Linked DNA regions of Homo sapiens: region 1 is linked to region 2. The links are chromatin loops, found by intact Hi-C in ENCODE. Cell type or tissue: upper lobe of right lung. All regions are shown on one strand. Each heading gives the region's core, and the rest is flanking DNA. Links, peaks and the distances in the headings are about the cores only. Region 1 overlaps IQGAP1 (IQ motif containing GTPase activating protein 1). Region 2 overlaps CRTC3 (CREB regulated transcription coactivator 3).

Region 1 (2,821 bases), core at 287-2,786, 47 kb before region 2:
CCCGCCTCGGTCTCCCAAAGTGCTGGGATTACAGATGTGAGCCACTGTGCCCGGCTGCATAATACCTTTTCCTTTTGGCCCCCCAAAATTTCCTGGCACGTAACATATTGTGAATGAGTGATAACTTAAATACGTTCAATAATAACAATTTATCTTTGGTAATACTGAGTGTGCTTATATACACAGCACCTACTCTTTCTAGAAAACCTCCTCCCTTGGTGCTTTTTATACGGACCCCCTTTTGTTTATTTACTTCTCCCAGTCCTCAAACATGCATGTATTCAAACACATACACCCTCTCCTTCCCCAGTGTCCTCCGTTTTCTCCTTTTATCATTAGGTTTCCTTTTTGGCCATGTGGAAGTGAAGAGAATTCCTATGATGTCATCCCTTCACACGCCACTTGTGGAACTCCTCAGTGGTTCCTCTTTGATAGGATGTAAGTGCTGCAGGCAGAGAGAGGTTGCCATTCCTCTCTCCAAGTCCCAGAGCAGATGGTACTTGGGCTTGGCAATCTGTGCTGCTTCAGCTGCAGAAGTACTTTTGACCTGTATTTTCTGCAGCCCTTTTCACTCTTGAAGACTTGGTTCATCTCCTTTCCCCATTTCACAGAATATTTTTATATGAGAATATAAAAACCATACCCTTACGATGTTATCTTTCAACAGGTTTAAAAATGTTATATTTGAAATCAGTCCAACAGAAGAAGTTGGAGACTTCGAAGTGAAAGCCAAATTCATGGGAGTTCAAATGGAGACTTTTATGTTACATTATCAGGTGGGTATGCACCAGCAGGAACCAAAAACTTTCTGGATGAGATTCTTGTCCAAGTAGGAGAAATAGATAAAGAGGAGACTCATCTGAGGAAAGCTGTCTACATTCAGCAGTGAGCTAGGCTCCACACTGCGGGGAAAGAAGCTGAGGGTTTCAGCATGTCTGGTTTGGTGTGTGCGCTCTGGAGAGCTTTTGCAGATGTCACTCTTCAGAAAACATTTAGCTGAAGCTTCCACTTAGTGCTGCCACTAAATCGAGCTGACACCTTGGACTTGAACAAAATGCAGAAGTACACATGCTGACACTGCAGAATTCTAAGCCCACTCAGTAGCTTGAAATCTTTTTGTCATTTTGATTTGATATAGGTACTTAAAAGTTAGATACATTCTGACAAGGTGTGTGTAAAGTTTATGTTTGTAAACTGAATTCTATCTTAAATCCAAAAAGAACTCGGGAGTAATTCATTTTTGTAGCATAAAGATCCCTAAGTTTTATTTTGAAATATCTGATTTTTACACGTTAAAAAATAACAGGGCATCGAGAGGATTCCTAGGTGACATCCAGACTCCTTTAGCTTTGTGTGTGTGGCACCGGTTAGTCTGCTTCTCTCTCCTTTCTTGCACTGCTTCACACAGCCATGCCCTGCCAGCCCGGGCAGGTGCCTTCCTGTCAATGTACATTTGGGCTTCTGCTCATGCTGCCCTCCCTCCCCTCCCCTGCCTCCCAACCCCGCCCCTTTTGTTCCTCCATGGAGTACTTCCATGGGTGTGCCTCCCCCAGCCAAGCCATAATAGGTGGTTTCCCCTTCGCTTCTGTAGCCCTTGCAGACATCCTCTGTTTACAGTAGGTGTTGACTTACTTCCCCTCTCCCCGCTAAAGCCATAAACTCCTTAAGGACAGGTAGCATTTCTTAGTCATCTTCGTTTCCTTCTCAATGACCAGTAGACCATTAAAACATGTTAGCTAAACAAATGTGAAATGATTTTGTGATGCACACAGCTAACTAAAGTACTTCCACCAAAAAAAAAAAAAGAATAGGAACCTCTTATTCCCTCAGTTTCACCAAATTATTTTTTTAATTTAAAATTTTTTATTTACGTGGAGTTATCAGAACATATTTTTATTTTTAAATTTTTTAACCAAATCATGTTAGGCCAACCAGTCTGCCTGTGGTAATTTATTAATTTATGTACAAATTCATTAAATGTGGGGTAACTGCCAGGTGTGGGGTATTCTGTTAGGCACAGGTCCCAGCAGCCCTCATGGAGCTGCTAGGATTTTTCCAACAGATAATTGAACTTGTGGGGTCCTTTCTTTTTTTGGAGGGGGGGGCAGAGTCTCGCCCTGTCTCCCAGACTGGAGTGTAGTGGCGTGTTCTCCATTCACTGCAACCTCCACCTCGTGGGTTCAAGTGATTCTCCTGCCTCAGCCTCCTGAGTGGCTGGGATTACAGGCGCACACCATCACGCCCGGCTAATTTTTTTTTTTTTTGAGACAGTTTCGCTCTTATTGCCCAAGCTGCAGTGCAATGGCACAATCTCGGCTCACTGCAACCTCCGCCTCCTGGGTTCAAGTGATTCTCCTGCCTCAGCCTCCTGAGTAGCTGAGAATATAGGCGTGCACCACCACGCCCCAACGCCCAGCTAATTTTTGTATTTTTAGTAGAAACAGGGTTTCGCCATGTTGGCCAGGCTGGTCTCTAACTCGTGACTTCGTGATCCGCCTGCCTCGGCCTCCCAAAGTGCTGGGATGACAGGCGTGAGCCACCACACCCGGCCTTGTGGGGTCCTTTCAAGACTTTTGACCCTTGCTTTCTCATCACCACTCTTATAAAGTTCAGAAGTGAGACCACTCAGATTTCTTAAACTTGTTCAGGACAATGGTGAAAGTAGCAGGAAAAGCGGGAGCATTGCAGTCAGATCTGGATTTATCGCCTCCATCTCTGTCCTGTTGTGCAAGTCATTTAACATCTCTGAGTCTCAGTAGCTCATCTTTAAAGTTAGAATAATCGCACCTCATAAAAATTTTTGTGAGGACTTTAAAAGATA
Region 2 (2,821 bases), core at 252-2,751:
ATTATGTAAATACAATATAATTTATACCTTTTTTAGGTATACAGCTCTTTGCCATATAATCACCACCACAATGAAGATGTAGAATAGTTCCATTACCCCAAAAGGTTCCCTTGTGTCTGTTTGTAAGTATTCTCCATCCCCCACCTCCAGCCTCTGGAAACCACCATCTGTAGTTTTGACTCTTCCAGTGTCCTATTAGTGGAATCAAATGTCCGTAGTCTTTTGAGTTTTTCTCTCACTTAGCATTTGAGATTCATCTGGGTGGTTGCGTGTGTTAGTTTCCTAGGGCTGCTGTAACAAAGTACCACAAACTTAGTGCCTTAAAACAACAGAAATTTATTTTCTCATGTTCTCATGTTCTGAGTCCAGAAGTTGGAAATCAGCATGGTGTCAGCAGCACCATGAATGCTCTGGGGAAGAATCCCTCCTTGTCTCTTCCTAGCTTCCGTGGTCTGCGGCAGTCCTTAACTTGTAGCTGCATCACTTACTCTCTGCCTCTGTCATCACACGACTTTCTTCATTGTTTGTCTGTGTCTGTGTTTAAATCTTCCTCTCCTTTTTCTTATAAAGAACTAGTCATTGGATTTAGGGCCTACCCTAATTCAATATGATCTCACCTTTGCTTGATTACATCTGCAAAGATTCTGTTTTCAAATAAAGTCATATTCACAGGTTCTGGGGCTTAGGACTTGAAGATATCTCTTTTGGTGGCCATAATTTAACCCACTACATTGCATTGATCAGTAGTTCATTTCTTTTTATTGCTGAGTAGAATTCCATTCTATGGATGTAGATAATTTATGCATTCATCAGTTAGTTGATGGGCATTTGGGTTGTTTCCACCTTTTGGCAATTATGAATAAATATTCTATAAACATTCACATACAGTTTTTATGTAAGTAGCTAGTAGTGGAATTGCTAGATCATACAGTAAGTGTATATTAACTTTAGCTTTATAAGAAATCGCCAAGCTGTTCTCCAAAGTGGCTCTACTGTTTCACATTCTTACCAGCAGTGCATGAGAGTTCCAGCGACCCTGTATCTGCTCTAGCACTTGGTATTTCAGAGTTTCAAAAAAATGGTGGTTAAAAAACAGAACATAAAATTTACCATCTTAACCATTTTTTAAAGTAGTTTATTGGTATCTTCTAAAACCATTTTTAAATGTATAGTTCAGTGGTATTACATACATTCATATTGTGCAACCAATCTCCAGAATTTTTTCATCTGACAAAACTGAAATTCTATGCCCATTCAATAAGAATTCTCCATGTTCCCTTCCCACCAGCCTCTGGCAACTACTGTTTTTTCTGTCTCTATGACTTTGACTATTCTAAGTGCCTCATATGAGGGAAATCATATACTATTTGTCTTTTTTGTGACTGGCTTGTGCTTAGTATAATGTCTTCAGGGTTCACCCGTGTTATAGTCTGTGACATGATTTCCTTCCTTTTCAAGGCTGAGTAACATTTCATTGTATGTGGATGCCACATTTTGTTCCATTCATCCGCTAATGGATACTTGGGTTGCCGCCACCTCTTGGCTATTGTGAATAATGCTGCTATGAACATGGGTGTGCAAATATCTCTTCAAGGCTCTGCTTTCCATTCTTTTGGGTACATACTCAGAAGTAGGATTGCTGAATCATATGACAATTGTGGTTTTAATTTTTTTTTTTTTTTTTGAGACTGAATCTCGCTCTGTCGCCCAGGCTGGAGTGTAGTGGCGTGATCTCAGCTCACTGCTGCCTCCGCCTCCCAGGTTCAAGCAGTTCTACTGCCTGAGCCTCCTGAGTAGCTGGGTTTACAGGCGCGCCCCACCACACCTGGCTAATTTTTGTTTGTTTTTTTTTTTTACTTTTGAGATGGAGTCTCACTCTTTCGCCCAGGCTGGAGTGCAGTGGCACGATCTCGGCTCACTGCAACCTCCGCCTCCTGGGTTCAAGCAATTCTCCTGCCTCAGCCTCCCAAGTAGCTGGGACTACAGGCACCTGCCACCACGCCCGGGTAATTTTTTTTGTATTTTTAGTAGAGACGGGGTTTCACTGTGTTAGCCAGGATGGTCTCCATCTCCTGACTTTGTGATCCGCCCGCCTTGGCCTCCCAAAGTGCTGGGATTACAGGCGTGAGCCACTGCGCCTGGCCTTGTCTAGTTTTTAAATTGAGTTGTTAATTTTCTTAATCAGTTGTGAGAGTTGTTTATATATTCTGGATACCAGTTCTTTATCAGATATGTATTTTGCAAATATTTTCTCCCAGTCTGTGGCTTGTTTTTTCATTTTCTCAAGTCTCGAAGAGTAGAAGTTTTAAGTTTTGAAGTCTAGTTTATCAATTGTGTTATTTTATGATTTGTGCTTTTGTCTTATCTATTAATAAGAGTTCTTCATCTAACTCAAGTTCCCGAAGGTTTTTTTTCTATGTGTTTCTCTATTAGTTTTATAGCTCTGTCTTTTACACTTAAGTAAATTATGAGTTAATTTTTTTGTGTGGTACAGGGTTTGGGTTTGAGGCTCACTCATTTTGCATAGGGATGTTAAATTGTTCTAGAACCATTTGATGAAGACTTTCTTTTCCCTATTGAATGCCTTGGTACCTTTGTTGAAAATCAATTGACCATATACATGTGGGTCTATTTCCGGACTCTTCTGTGTCATTGGTTTCTTTGTCTATCATTTTGCTAATACCATCTTCTGTGTCATTGGTTTCTTTGTCTATCATTTTGCTAATACCACACTGTCTTGATTACTGTACCTTTATAGGAAGGCTTGGAATTAGGTAATGAGAGTCGTCTTTGTTCTTTTTTGAAGCTGTTTTGCTTATTT

Evidence for each region. A loop is a pair of places that touch in the nucleus more often than their neighbours do. Peaks named below come from ENCODE experiments on the same cell type or tissue, not always from the same donor. Only the 100,000 strongest peaks of a DNase experiment are listed, where the experiment ranks them.
Region 1: a loop joins it to region 2, with 2.4 times the contacts of the local background. A loop is called at or near these places in 3 of 110 quality-filtered maps.

What each region holds. Positions count from the first base shown.
Region 1 is chr15:90,496,565-90,499,385 of GRCh38, forward strand. It overlaps IQGAP1 (IQ motif containing GTPase activating protein 1), which reads left to right. Exons shown (of 38, transcript NM_003870.4): 37 at 668-776. Among named protein-coding and RNA genes, the nearest start is that of CRTC3, 32 kb to the right of the region's middle. In upper lobe of right lung, for the core only: no CTCF peak of the experiment used is centred there; a DNase peak (open chromatin) is centred at 1,467.
Region 2 is chr15:90,543,734-90,546,554 of GRCh38, forward strand. All of the region lies in intron 2 of CRTC3 (CREB regulated transcription coactivator 3), which reads left to right. Among named protein-coding and RNA genes, the nearest start is that of CRTC3, 15 kb to the left of the region's middle. In upper lobe of right lung, for the core only: no CTCF peak of the experiment used is centred there; no DNase peak of the experiment used is centred there.